Linked DNA regions of Homo sapiens: region 2 is linked to region 1. Evidence: chromatin contacts called from ENCODE Hi-C or POLR2A ChIA-PET data. All regions are on one chromosome and are shown on one strand. The core of a region is the stretch at or near the end of the contact, and the rest is flanking DNA. Distances in the headings are between cores, read along the strand shown.

Region 1 (4,092 bases), core at 669-3,168:
TTGAAGTTGTTAATTGATACTTACAATGAAAGGTTCTTAGAATTTCCCACTCTCTGCTGCCCTTCTCTCTCTCCCCCAGGTTACAGCTCAGCTTAATGGAGTGAGGATAATAAAAGCTGCAGTCTACAGAGAAGCCAGGCAGCTCCATCTAGCCATAAACCTGCTCAGTTGTAGCTGGCCCTCCTGTTGGCTCCCCCGTCCCCACCTTTCAAGTGTCAGTAATCCGTGGAGTCTGTGTGTTCTCAGGGTCTGAGAGGGGCCGCCACAGCCTCAGCCCCTCCTTGAGGCAGCCTCCCTGCCCATCTCTTTCTGCCTTTCCTTCTCAGAGTGGGACTTGTCCTCTCCCAGTCCCTTACAGAGCTTCCGGCTGTCCTCTTCGGTCTGTAGAGTGTGCCCAGAAGCCTGAAAATTTTCGGGAGCTGACATCTTCCCTCTGGCATTAGGGGGTGGAGGACTGAGCCTTGCCCAAGGCCATGGGGCAAGTTAGTGGCAGGCCCCTCCCGCAGCCTGGATGGCTCTCTCTATGTCACAGGCACAGTCCAGAGAGTGAGAGTGTTTTCAGCAGCAAGTGAGAACCTGGCTGCAGGAGTGGAAGCCCTTGACCAGACGAAATACTTTCCCCCAGACCTCTGGACCAGAGCCCAGTGCTTCCTCTGCCTCTCTTCAGCTCCTCCCTGACTGAGGGGCCTTCATAGCAGACATAAGCCCCCCGCCACCCTGACCCTGGCTGCTGGGACCGACAGGTGCTTGAATCCCCAGGGAATCTGGGAGAGACTCTTACCCTTTTGGGCTGCCAAAGATCTACAACTCCTTCCTTCCTGCCTGCCTGCCTGCCTGCCTGCCTGCCTGCCTGCCTGCCTGCCTGGCCTGCCTTCCTGCCTGCCTGCCTTCCTGCCTGCCTGCCTGCCTGCCTTCCTGCCTGCCTGCCTTCCTTCCTGCCCTCCTTCCTTCCTGCCCGCCTTCCTGCCTGCCTTCCTTCCTGCCTGCCTTCCTTCCTGCCTTCCTTCCTTCCTGCCTTCCTTCCTGCCTGCCTTCCTTCCTGCCTGCCTTCCTTCCTGCCTTCCTTCCTGCCTTCCTGCCTTCCTTCCTTCCTTCCTTCCTGCCTTCCTTCCTGCCTGCCTTCCTTCCTGCCTGCCTTCCTTCCTGCCTGCCTTTCTTCCTGCCTTCCTTCCTGCCTTCCTGCCTTCCTTCCTTCCTTCCTTCCTTCCTGCCTTCCTTCCTGCCTGCCTTCCTTTCTGCCTTCCAGCCTGCCTGCCTTCCCGCCTGCCTTCCCACCTGTCTTCCACCTACCCATCAAATATCAGCTCTGTGCTGTGCAGTGTCTAGGGCCCAGGGTACAAGGGAGGGAGACATGTCCCTGCCAGGCCTTGAGGGGCTCACTGTCTACCCTGACAAAATTCTAAACACAATCCATCCAGGGCAGGGTCACTGAGTGACTCAACCTCTGGCAGAGGGCTTGGTCCTTAGAGTTTCTTCATTTCTGTTACTGCGTTTTTCTGTCCCTAAACCTTGCCCCAGGGACATACATCTTTATCAGTGGGTTACAGGGGGAAGACTTTCCAAGGACAAAAAAGATACATCTTTTGACTTTTTAATAATGAAAATAATAATACCTATTTTTATATATAAATATGGCATATACTATATACTTTTTATATATGAAGGATCTAAACACTACAGAAATGTCAAATAGTAAAGTCAAATGCCTGATAGAGGTCTAAAGGAAAAGCAGCATACCCACACGTTCCTGCTCCCCTTCTAGCTGCCTCACCCCAACATCTTACCTCCCCTCACATCTCTCCACCTCCCACATCCCTTCTCCCACCATGTCTGCCCCTGCATCCTGTCTCCCCAGCTTCTGCACAGCTCTTCCTCCTGCTGTTTCATTGTTCCTTTTACGCTGAATGGTCTGGTCATGGTGACTGCCCTTCTCAGGCCAGCTTGGCGGAGTCTCTAGAACTGCAATTGTCCAGCCTGTCCTCAGTCTTTGTTCCTCTTTCCCCACTCTGGGAGGCGTCTTTGGTTTTCTGCTACACAGAGGCAGTGCCTTTTTTTTTTTTTTAAGCCTACATTAAATAAAAAAAATCATCCACATCTGGCCCTCCTGACACCTCTTGGAAGCATCTTCATGCACTTTCTGAAACAGCCCTCCCTCCCATTACTCATTGGCCCCACTCTTTCTTTCGGATAATGAGAAAATTAGATGCAACAGAAAGCCATTAATCTGAGGCCTAGATATTTTAAATTGATGGTAACAGGAATTTACACTAGGCTGACAGTTACCTTTAGACTTTCAATGAACAAAGAGGTTAAAAAGGAAAAATTAATAGTGAAACCAGGTTTTGAGGAAGGGGGGTGGTTATTTTCGCCAGCCTAATGCTATTATGGGCATAGGCCACACACAAGGGGCCTGCAGCTGCCTGCAGGAGCTGTCTGTGACATACCTTGTTAACCAGTAGATTGCGCTCTTTAAGTGTTTTGAAAATTTTATAACATCATCCCTTTATAGTGTGACATTTTCATGAATTTGAGCTATTTTTCTTTCTGTTATGTCAAATTAGTGAAGTGTTACTTGTAATTTCCATTTTAGGCTATTAAAAAATCATCCAGTCTCTGCCATGAGCTAGGCTGTGCTAGGCACATTGCTAAGCTGTGCTTGTCTCATTTCTGATATAACCCATCACTGGCCCAGGTCTCTTCTGCTCCTTCTGCATGAGACTTGGCAAAGCCCTCTACACCCCCACCCCCCATCACCCCCCACAATGCTCTGGGCCAGCTGGCCACTCTGCCAGCCAGGCCATGTGGGTGGTCCTGCTCATCTCAAGACTGGCTCAAGGACTAAATTCAGATTAAACTTGTAGCTTAGCCTTAATTTGGTTTCACAAAACCCTTTGAAATGCCAGTCATTATTATCTTATTTTAAAAAGGAGAAAGTAGATGAGCAAAGCCGTTTCTGTTCCCACCGTGGCATCTCTGCCTTCCCGAGGCTGAGGGAGGCTGGCTGACGTAGAGGTGTGGGCTGGAGCCTCCCCTTGCTCAGGGAAACCCTCCCCTCAGAGCCCTTCTGTGCCCTGGACAGTTCTGTTCACCAGTGACTGGGAAAGGGCTGAGAGAGGAGGGGGGTTTGGGTTCTGATCTGTTAGTGCTGAGGGAAGGGCTGGATCAGCCTGCAGCTCCTGGGCTCACCAGGACAGGAGGAGAAAGTGGCCCCCACAGAGGTCCCTACCCTGCTTCTGAGACACTGAGGTCAGAGTTGGGGCTCAGGGTGATGCCCAGAACAAGAGACAGATGCTGGAGGTAGGGGCCCCAGTATAGCTCAAAGGCCTTAGGCTGCTCTGACAAGCCTTCTCCCTGGGACAGGGAGCATCAAGGGACCTGAGGACTGCCTGGTGACTTCCCGTAGCTCCTCTCCCTCTTACCCTGACCATGGCCTTCCTGTTCCTGGCTTTGAGGTTCTGGTTATTGTAGAGCAAAGAGTAGATGGAGACCTGGGGACCAGGGCCTGATTTGGCTGCTCACAGTCTGGGCTGGGTGGAGGTTGCTAGGAATGCAGAAGTTAGCAGCAAATCATGAGCAGTGGGTGCAGAGTAGTTGCCCCAAAATCCCCCCACCCTGCATTTCCCAACGCCACTTCCTCTCAGTCAGGAAATGGAGAGATTTGCTATTGTCCCTGGAGCAAGAGAAGATTGTAGCGGCTCTGAGAATCCCGTGCCTTCCTCTTTAAGCCCAAAGCTCCCTCTGCCCCCAAGATCAGGCTGTTCCTCGTCCTCTGTGGAAGGAGCAGAACTAGACTACAGTGACCATCGCCCCCCAGCCTGGGCAGGAGCATATGATGCTTGTGACAGGGACTCCTACCAGTCCCCCCTACCAATAGATCAGACATGGGTGGGAGGTGGTTAGAGTGGCAAGGTTGACAAAAGGACCCTGACAGTGTGGCGGGCAGTGGGGAGCTCCTGGAGAGCCCTCTCTGGAGCTTTCAGGAAGGGTCCCTGGCCCTGCAGCCTCCCTGCACATGCATCACAGTCCTGTGTGCTCTCTTCCCCTCTCACACAGGGTGCCCACACTGTAAGAAGGTCATTCCGCACTTTACTG
Region 2 (3,690 bases), core at 53-2,552, 63 kb before region 1:
GAGATCACTTGGCTGAGTAAGAAAAGCTAAAAACCTCTCACCCATCCATTCCCATCCTAAGCATTAAGGGATGATCTTATTTCTCTGTGTATTTTATGCTTTGGTGCTTCTAGATGGGATGGAGTTTTTACTTTGCCCCAGCATATGGCATTGTGGTAACATGAGGAATATGGACAGACATTGACCTCCCAGGGGGCTCTCGACTGATGTGTAACAATGCAGAATGTTTATACAAACCTCCCTTGGTATCCTTGAGGGATTGGTTCCAGCATCCCGCCTCCACAGGATACCAAAACCCATGGATGCTCAAGTCCTTTATATAAAATGGCATGGTATTTGCATCTAACCTATGCATGACTTCCTGTATACTTTAAATCATCTCTAGATTTTTTATGATACCAAATACAATATAAATGCTAAGTAAGTAGTTGTTATACTGTATTGGTTTTATTGCTATTATTTTTTACTGTTATCCCGTTATTTTTTATGTTTTTCAAATGTTTTCCATCCATGGTTGGTCAAATCTGTGGATGCGGAACCTGCGAGATAGAGGGCTGACTGTATATATCTGCAGTCCATACAGCCTTATAAAAGTGCCTGGAGGGGAAGGGAGACTGGGAGTGGGCTGGGGAGTGTCCCTAGAGGTGAAGAAGTAGGTGTGGTGCATGAGATGTGTTGGTTTGCCCTCATCCTCTGGAAGTAAAGCAGCTCTAGGCAGCACATCCATGGGCACCGATTCTTCTGGGGCCCAGCCAGAAGCTGGAACTCACAGTCGTTGGCTCCTTGATCCCCAGGTGGTCCTGCCATCATGGCTGTCCTCTGCAAAGGTCTCCTCGCTCATTGAGAGAATCTCTGACCCCAAGGACTTGAAAAAACTGCTCAGAACCCGGAATAATGTACTGGTGCTTTACTCCAAATCTGGTGAGTGTCCCTTCCTGGCCTTGAGGTCAACCATCGGGGTAGGATGGGATTCAGGGGAAGGAGTGGGAGGCAGGAGACGTTAGGATGAAAACCACTTAGGGAGGGTCCAAGGGACATGGGGTTTGTCACCTTTCCTCAGAAGACAGAGGCAGAGGCACACAGAGGCATTGGCTCTGCCACTTTCTGATCCGAGGGGGTGGTTCCATTTCTTTTTTATGACTGTTTGTTGGGAAAGTCCTCTGGAGCCCCTCACTCCTCAAGAGGGAGAGGGCGTGTGTGAAGTAGGACAGAGGATCACAGTGGCGGACACTGGGCATGGATGTCCTGGCTTCCTGCACAGGCATGGGGCCGAGCCCTGCCAGGGCATGCTTCACCAGAGCTGTTGATTAACTGGCCAGGCCGGCCTGTTGCCAGCTGAATGGGTCCCAGGCTTGGAAGTACTCACCCCAGCTGGCAGCCCTGGCCCTGCCCAGTCCATCTGTCCTGCTCTGGGGTCAGATGCAAGACTGAATTTGGAGTGGGCTCTAAGCTTGGGTCACAGCATTTCTTGGGGGCAGGAGCAGCGGCCTGCCTCTCTTCTGACCTTGAGGCTGGCAAGGACATAGCAGATGGAGAGAGGTTTGCTTGGCTCTTGGCAGTGACTTTGGGGGAGGGTGAACGCTGACTCTGTTGAAGTTGTTCCAGCAGAGTTAAGTGTTTTTTGCTGCTTCTAAGGATGCCAAGTTTTCTGTGGCCCTGGAGAAGCAGCAGCCAGTGGCTGGCCAGTTCCGGGCAAAGTTTTCCCCGGCAGCTCGGCCTCAGCACTCACTGGCACCTGGGGGATGATAGAGGCTCCAGACGTGCCTGCATCCTCCAGGCATCCCTGGCACGTGGGATGTGTTCATTGCCACTTGCGGCTGCTGCTTCCCCTTCTGGCACACATGCCCCGAGTGCATTGTTGGGAGCCCAGCATGTGACTAGCATTCCTCTGCTGTCAGGAATAGGGGCGAAATCAAGGGAAAGGGGAAGCAGTGTCCTCTTGAGGCCTGGGGCATAGGGCCCTGAAAACGTGTGGCTTGCTGCCTTGGATACTCCCGGAGTTGGAACTAGGAGGACTGTCAGTGATAGACACGCTCCATTCCTTCCCTAGGGTAGATCCCATCATATAAGCTCATCATAATACAGTCTCATTGGCTCCTTTGCTGTGAGGGAGGCAGTGCAGGTTGTCAGAGGACATCCAGTATACAAATGAGGAAATGGAAGCTGGGAGTAGCGGACTTGTTTGAGATCTTCCAGCAGCAGGTGGGAGCTGGTCCCCTATGCCCCGCTGTCTCTCATTTTCTCTGATGGAGGATGGGAAGAGAGTATTGATTCTGCAATGACAGAAGGGCTTTGAGATCAGGTTGGGGCTGAGGCCGGAAAATCATTATGGGAAGTTAGAGAGTGGAAAGGTGGGGCCCTGTTGTCAGGCGCTTGCAGGGCAGGAGGTAGCACCTAAGCTCTCTTTCCCTCACCCGACCCTGTCTTGAGCCATTGAGAGTAGAGCCCCTGGTGCTTCCCACTTGTCAGCCTACCTCCTGCTTTCATTGCCTGATGGGGCCTGGGCAATTATTTTAACTTCCTGCCTCCTTGCCTAGGCCTGCTGCACGAGAGACATGTGACCTTCAGTGGGGCTTTTGAACAGTGCAGAAACTGGATTTTCTTTGCTCCCTCCCATCCTTCCAAGCAGTGCCTCCCTTTCCATGGCTAAAATGCAGGTTAGGGCAGGGGGTACTTTATCTTGCTGTAGTTTATTTCTCCCCCTCCCCTGCTTCCCAGAACCCAGTCCCAGCAGTAGAACAATGGCTTTCCCCACATCAGTGGCTCGCCCTCCTCCTGTCACCCTGGCTGTGGTTTCCTGGGAGTGCCTTCTCCGAGTGACTCCATGCATGTCTCTTGAGCGATACTTTTGTTTGCTTCTGTGAAAGGCTCAGCATGCTCTGTATTCACAAACAGCTACCATTATCCACACTAGAAAAGGCGATCTGCGGAGGCACATAATTCAGACATCATTTCTGCTTGGCTTGGGGATGTATCATATGGTTTTTGGCGGGAGAAAGCAGCAGATCGCTCTCCCCACAAGTCTTTGTCTGGCAGGCCTTTCAAGTGAGCTCACAGGTGTCGCCTAGGAGAACGTGACTCAGGAGCCTGCTGGCCACAGGAATCAAACACTGGCCACAGCCACTTTGCAGTGGATCATTGCAGGCTGGCAGTGCTGAAATCCTGGCCACAGAGGCTCTGTCCCTAAGACCCTGCCCTCCCACAGTAGTATCCGGGTGCCTTGCCCTGACCCATCAGGATTGACATCTGCACCAATGAGAAAGTCTTCCTTTCTTGTGATCACTCCATCCTGTCCCAAGGCATGGTCCACATTCCTGCAATTGACCCCTGGAGGTGCTACCAGGACCAGCTCTTGCCCCGTGGCTTCTGGGGAAGTGGGCTGTTAAATGTGGCTTAGGTGTCTTTGGCATTGGCCCATCAGAGCCTAGTGTCACTTATAGACCTCATTTTATCATCAGGTTGTACTGAGCTCCTAGATGAGCGTGTGCTGCACAAGTAAAGGAAGGATCTGATCCTAGCTCTCGTCAGCTCCTAGGTGGGGCATCAGGACAGATGAATGTGGAGTCAGCAACATCATTCCCTGCTTTAGTTATAGGATTGTCATTGTTTATGGAATTGTCAAAATGTATCCCAGAAAGACATGAGTCGGAGACTTTACTGGCCTTGAGGATCTGGCTGAGAGATTCTTGG

Evidence for each region. A loop is a pair of places that touch in the nucleus more often than their neighbours do. ChIA-PET counts read pairs that join two places held with the same protein, here RNA polymerase II (POLR2A).
Region 2: a map of cardiac septum shows a loop between it and region 1 (1.9-fold over the local background). The contact joins two enhancer-like sites. A Hi-C loop is called at or near these places in 3 of 168 maps with a recorded cell type or tissue (adrenal gland, cardiac septum and endothelial cell of hepatic sinusoid). POLR2A ChIA-PET finds 5 or more read pairs at or near these places in 1 of 52 experiments (OCI-LY7).

The regions. Positions count from the first base shown.
Region 1 is chr3:123,150,918-123,155,009 of GRCh38, forward strand. PDIA5 (protein disulfide isomerase family A member 5) reads left to right here. Exons shown (of 17, transcript NM_006810.4): 15 at 4,054-4,092. Among named protein-coding and RNA genes, the nearest start is that of MIR7110, 8.8 kb to the right of the region's middle. RefSeq lists an enhancer at 3,211-3,711. Within about 2 kb of position 1,919, at least 5 of the 41 ENCODE cell types and tissues checked have a DNase peak (open chromatin) inside an H3K27ac peak, as active enhancers do.
Region 2 is chr3:123,088,374-123,092,063 of GRCh38, forward strand. PDIA5 (protein disulfide isomerase family A member 5) reads left to right here. Exons shown (of 17, transcript NM_006810.4): 2 at 795-921. Among named protein-coding and RNA genes, the nearest start is that of PDIA5, 23 kb to the left of the region's middle. Within about 2 kb of position 1,303, at least 16 of the 41 ENCODE cell types and tissues checked have a DNase peak (open chromatin) inside an H3K27ac peak, as active enhancers do.